2 separate regions of the Homo sapiens genome follow, and region 2 is linked to region 1. Evidence: read pairs that join two places in POLR2A ChIA-PET (ENCODE). Cell type or tissue: PC-9. All regions are shown on one strand. Each heading gives the region's core, and the rest is flanking DNA. Links, peaks and the distances in the headings are about the cores only.

Region 1 (2,901 bases), core at 145-2,644:
ATTATTAGAGGCAAGCAGAAAGAAGGAATGGGTTAGGAGTAGTCCCAAGATTCTAGGATTCCCTTACGTAATTTGTAGACTCAGAATGGTGTTAAACCAATTCCTTCTCCTAGTTGCAGTGAGAACTGTTGTAGTTGTTACACAGTGAACACTTAAAAATGTGAAGGTTTACATAGCATAGTCCTAAAGATAAAAGCTCTAATAAAATTTCAGTCAGCAAGTAGAGATTCATCCCCATAGATGTACTGATAAATGGAGTTCCACATATACTCTCATTGATACCCACTTTTTTTTTTTTTTTAATATTATGCATACCACACACACACGGTCTCGCTCTGTCACCCAGGCTGGAGTACAGTAGTGCGATCATGGCTCACTGCACCCTCAATCTCCTGGGCTCAAGTGAACCTCCCACCTCAGCCTCCCAAGTAGCTGGGACTATAGACACACGCCACCATGCCCAGCTGATTTTTTTTTCTTTTTTTTTTTTGAGACAGAGTCTCACTCTGTTGCCCCAGCTGGAGTGCAGTGGCACGATCTTGGATCACTGCAACCTCCGCCTCCTCGGTTCAAGCAATCCTCCTGCCTCAGCCTCCCAAGTAGCTGGGACTACAAGCACGTGCCACCATGCCTGGCTAATTTTTGTATTTTTAATAGAGACGGTGTTTCACCATGTTGGCCAGGCTGGTCTCGAACTCTTGACCTCGTGATCTGCCCGCCTTGGCCTCCCAAAGTGCTGGGATTACAGGCGTGAGCCACCGCACCCAGTGATTATTTTTATTTTTAGTAGAGACGAGGTCTTGCTTTGTTGCCCAAGCTAGTCTTGAACTCCTGGGCTCAACTGATCCTCCCACCTCAGCCTCCCCAAGTGCTGGGATTACAGGCATGAGCCACTGCACCCGGCTGCTTCTGGACTTCTTATGATAACTTGGTAGAAGAAAAATTGTGCCATTAATTTATTATTTATTTTTCTGGAACTGTTTATGACTTTCACGTTTACCAGCTAGAAGTCAAAGTTTACTTCTGTTACTTAGATCACCTTACAAGGTTGATACGAGGATTAAATAAGATAGTGTACATGAAGGAGCCTAATTATATGCCTCTTTTTGGTAGGCCCTCAAGTAACATTAGTTCCCTTCCCCCAAGATTAGACCGTATACTCTCAGCAAACATTTTAAATGCCAGGGTTCAGGCTTTATTGATTTCAATTTTATTTTCTCATTTCAGCCGATCGCATTAACAGACTCCAGGCAGCTCTTGCCAGCACCCAGCAGTTCCAGCAAATGTTTGATGAGTTGAGGACCTGGTTGGATGATAAACAAAGCCAGCAAGCAAAAAACTGCCCAATTTCTGCAAAATTGGAGCGGCTACAGTCTCAGCTACAGGAGAATGAAGAGTTTCAGAAAAGTCTTAATCAACACAGTGGCTCCTATGAGGTGATTGTGGCTGAAGGGGAATCTCTACTTCTTTCTGTACCTCCTGGAGAAGAGAAAAGGACTCTACAAAACCAGTTGGTTGAGCTCAAAAACCATTGGGAAGAGCTTAGTAAAAAAACTGCAGACAGACAATCCAGGCTCAAGGATTGTATGCAGAAAGCTCAGAAATATCAGTGGCATGTGGAAGACCTTGTGCCATGGATAGAAGATTGTAAAGCTAAGATGTCTGAGTTGCGAGTCACTCTGGATCCAGTGCAGCTAGAGTCCAGTCTCCTAAGATCAAAGGCTATGCTGAATGAGGTGGAGAAGCGCCGCTCCCTGCTGGAAATATTGAATAGTGCTGCTGACATTCTGATCAATTCTTCAGAAGCAGATGAGGATGGAATCCGGGATGAGAAGGCTGGGATCAACCAGAACATGGATGCTGTTACAGAAGAGCTGCAGGCCAAAACAGGGTCACTCGAAGAAATGACTCAGAGGCTCAGGGAGTTCCAGGAAAGCTTTAAGAATATTGAAAAGAAGGTTGAAGGAGCCAAACACCAACTTGAGATCTTTGATGCTCTGGGTTCTCAAGCCTGTAGCAACAAGAACCTGGAGAAGCTAAGAGCTCAACAGGAAGTGCTGCAGGCCCTAGAGCCTCAGGTAGACTATCTGAGGAACTTTACTCAGGGTCTGGTAGAAGATGCCCCAGATGGATCTGATGCTTCTCAACTTCTCCACCAAGCTGAGGTCGCCCAGCAAGAGTTCCTCGAAGTTAAGCAAAGAGTGAACAGTGGTTGTGTGATGATGGAAAACAAGCTGGAGGGGATTGGCCAGTTTCACTGCCGGGTCCGAGAGATGTTCTCTCAATTGGCAGACCTGGATGATGAGCTAGATGGCATGGGTGCTATTGGCAGAGACACTGATAGCCTCCAGTCCCAAATCGAGGATGTCCGGCTATTCCTTAACAAAATTCACGTCCTCAAATTAGACATAGAGGCCTCTGAAGCAGAGTGTCGACATATGCTAGAAGAAGAGGGGACTCTGGATTTGTTAGGTCTCAAAAGGGAGCTAGAAGCCCTGAACAAACAGTGTGGCAAACTGACAGAGAGGGGGAAAGCTCGTCAGGAACAGCTGGAACTGACACTAGGCCGTGTAGAGGACTTCTACAGGAAATTGAAAGGACTCAATGACGCGACCACAGCAGCAGAGGAGGCAGAGGCCCTCCAGTGGGTAGTGGGGACCGAAGTGGAAATCATCAACCAACAATTAGCAGATTTTAAAGTAAGTCTGAACCTTGTTTTTCTTTTTCTTTTACATGTATTTATTTGCTTGTAACTTGGAAACCAGTCAAGTATACATTTTAACTTCTGTCCCTAGTTTTATTATTGTCACTTCCATCACCATGAAAGCACACTGTCTGAAGACTAAATAGTCTCTCGGACTTCTGAGCAAACTGGTTTGAGCATTTTTCTTTTTCTTTTTC
Region 2 (2,901 bases), core at 300-2,799, 1.4 Mb before region 1:
GGATGTAGACACCTGCATGCTGCTTTGCCACTCACAAAGTCCATGCCCACCACAATCTCATCAGATCTCACAAAAGGCAGGCAGGACAGAGTATCATCCCCATTTTACAGCTGAGCACAAGGAGGCCAGGAATAGAGCAGGTTCATGCCCAAGGTCCCGATCAGGACCCAGGTCCCCTGCCTCCCAGCCCAGAGCTCTTCCCTCTCCCTAAAAATGCTGCCCTGGTGATGAAGCGGATGGTGACATGGGGGTGGTCAGTTTTTAAGGGCAGGGGAACAGGAGATGCACCAGAGCCTGGCTCTTCTCCTCAGCTGCTAGCCCTGTGATTGGAAGACACCCAGAAGCCTTTCCAATGCCCCATGCCAACCATTCAATCCTTCTGCCCCCACCCCCAACATGCCCACTGTCCAGGAGGACCCTGGCCAGGTCCCACAGCTGTGAGTCAGGATCAGAACAGACCCCTCCCCCACCTTCTAGAAGCTGACAGGAGACTTAAGGGGAGAAATCCAACTCCCTCAACCCTCACCCTCTGCTACCGGGCACCAACCCCAAGCTCTGCTCTCCCCCATGTGGCCTGGAAGTCAGAGAAGTTTAGGGAAGGGGGTTGGGGAGCAAGATCCCGCAGCTGCTCTGGGGACATGAGAGGAACAGTTCATTCACCCTGGGTCCCCCAGGGCTGAGGCAGCCCATCCAAGATTTGAGTTCAAAAATAAGTTGGGGCTGTCTTGGTGGCTGTGTGTGTGCGTGGGGCTCTTCTTGATCTCGAACTTACTGTCTCAGGGCCTCTGCCTCATGGGGGATCGGTAGGCTCAGAGTTTCTGTTTCCCCACAGCCTCACCTCCCAATGGTTCAGGCCCGGGTAAGTCAGGGGCTGTCCTGGAAGCTGTCAGACCACCTAGGTCTCTCTGCCCCCACTTAGTCTCAGTTTCTGGTGTCTGTCTCTGCTTCACTCAGCATCTCTGTGTCTGGGCACACTTCAGTCTCTGTCTTTAGGTTTTGGACGGCTCTGTATCTTGACTGGCTGTCCCCCAGGGGGCCCATGCCTCTGTGGATCTCAAGTCTTGGTCTCTTCTTGTCTACATGGCTGAATGTCTCAATCCCCACCACCTCCCTTTCTCTGTCTCTGCATCCAAGTCTCTTTCGCCACCTCTGCACGCCTGAATGTCTCTGTCTCTAGTCTCTGAGCGTCTCTGCAGGCCTCAGAGAGCAGATTCAGCATGAGGCCAATGACGCCCAAGCCTCAGGGCACCTCCAAGGCCCGGGGAAGGGCCCTAGGGAATGTGTTCGCTGGGGTCCCACGTATGCTTTTTCTGAAAATGCTCCACAAAGCCTAGGACGGCCCCCATGCCTCGGGTCTGTCCACCAGTAACTCTGTACGCCCGGTGTGTCCTTGTTTCAGTGGTCTCGGTAGCCTCCTGTGCCTCGAGTCCCTGCCTGTCTCGGTCTCTCGCTCCACCGGGCTTTCCGAGAACCTCAGTTTCTCCAGCGCTTCTGGTCGGTCGGTCTGTCTGTCTCTCTCCGGCTTTTCTATTTCAAACTTAGCCCCCTCCCCCGCCCAACTCTCGCTGCCGCCCCCGCCCCCGCCCCGCCCGATAGCCCGGAGGGGTCCAGTCCCGGCGGGCGCTGTCCCGGGCTCGGCGTGCCCCGGGCACCCGTGGCCAGAGCCCGGCGGGTACAGGGGACCGGGGCCGCGGCTGGCCTCAGCCCTCCGCGGGTCCCTTCGCTCCCCGGCCTGGGCGCGGGGGCGGACCGCCAGGGCTGGGAGCCGGGGTCGGCGGGGCGCTCACCTCGAAGCGGGCGGCGGGAGCGGGGAGCGCGCGGCGCAGGCGGGGCCGGGAACCGGGCGCCGCGTCCCTCGGCGGCTCCTACCTGCGGGCCGGGCCAAGCGGGGGCCGAGCGAGCTGCCGGCGAGGCTGCCGACTGCAGACGGACCGTGTGGGCGAGTGGGAGCGCGGCCCCAACCCCTCCCCGAGGAAGTGAGCGCGGGCCCGCCCCGCCCGGACCCCGCCCCCGGCCCCCCAGCCCGCCGCGGGGGCCAGACCCCGCCCCCACCTCCCTTTCGGCCGCCAGTCGGCCCGGCCCCCTCCTCCCGCCCGGCCTAACCTGGCTCTCCCAACCTTCAAGCGGCCGGGACCCCGCCCCTGTCCCCTCCCCGCAGCCTCTGTTCTCCTCCCCTCCCACCCCCCATCCCCAGCTGCCAGAGGGAGACTGCTGTATTCCATCTCAGGCCGGCGACACGAGACCCCGCAGACCATGGTCCACTGGGGGAGTCCTCTGGCCTCCTCGGATCCCCCCACCCCTTCACCTTACCCCAGGGGTGACACTCAGCCCGGCCTTAATCCAGCCTGGAGGAGGACGTTTTGACTCTGCTGTCATGAGCCTGTCAGCGGGCACCAAGGTGTTCTCTGAAAACATGGGACGAAGAGAGGACCCCTCCCCACCATAGGGCCTTGACCTCCAAAGGGTTTTATTCCACAACTTTGAGTAGCAAAAACAGGGGTAACCACCTCCCCACTTCCAGCAGCCTCCTGACACTGAGAAGTCCTGCCTTGCCTGGGTTTCCGCAGTGCCCAGGAATAGTTTTGACCTTTGAGGCCCGGGGGAGACCCTAATCCTCGGCCCCATGATCTTTGGGCTTCTAGGGTGGGGTGTGAGGAGTGTGAGAGGATGGGGCACCTCAGGGGTGGTGGAGGAGAGGGGAGGGGACCTCTGCGGTGTCTGAGCCTCTGGCTTCCTCCCTGTGTCCGTGAGGGAGGACTGGCGCCTGCTAGGGACACGAGGCCCCTCCAGGTCCTTAAGGCCACCCCCCCTGGGATCCTCAGGCTTGTCACTAGGAATAAATAGCCTCAGTCTGGAAGAGGTGGGGGAGGGAGGGAGGCAGGAGGCTCTACTGTGCTGTTT

What was found. Peaks named below come from ENCODE experiments on the same cell type or tissue, not always from the same donor. Only the 100,000 strongest peaks of a DNase experiment are listed, where the experiment ranks them.
Region 2: POLR2A ChIA-PET joins it to region 1 with 22 read pairs; 2 of 35 experiments call an interaction of 5 or more read pairs at or near these places.

The regions. Positions count from the first base shown.
Region 1 is chr1:39,385,960-39,388,860 of GRCh38, forward strand. It overlaps MACF1 (microtubule actin crosslinking factor 1), which reads left to right. Exons shown (of 101, transcript NM_001394062.1): 58 at 1,228-2,699. Among named protein-coding and RNA genes, the nearest start is that of BMP8A, 100 kb to the right of the region's middle. RefSeq lists an enhancer at 1,432-1,928. In PC-9, for the core only: CTCF peaks have their summits at 1,781 (motif pointing left) and 1,987; a DNase peak (open chromatin) is centred at 1,652; H3K27ac peaks cover 1,577 bases.
Region 2 is chr1:38,003,570-38,006,470 of GRCh38, forward strand. It overlaps FHL3 (four and a half LIM domains 3), which reads right to left and starts at 1,945. Exons shown (of 6, transcript NM_004468.5): 1 at 1,788-1,945. RefSeq lists an enhancer at 1-763 and silencers at 1,616-1,975, 2,006-2,065. In PC-9, for the core only: no CTCF peak of the experiment used is centred there; no DNase peak of the experiment used is centred there; H3K4me3 peaks cover 1,503 bases.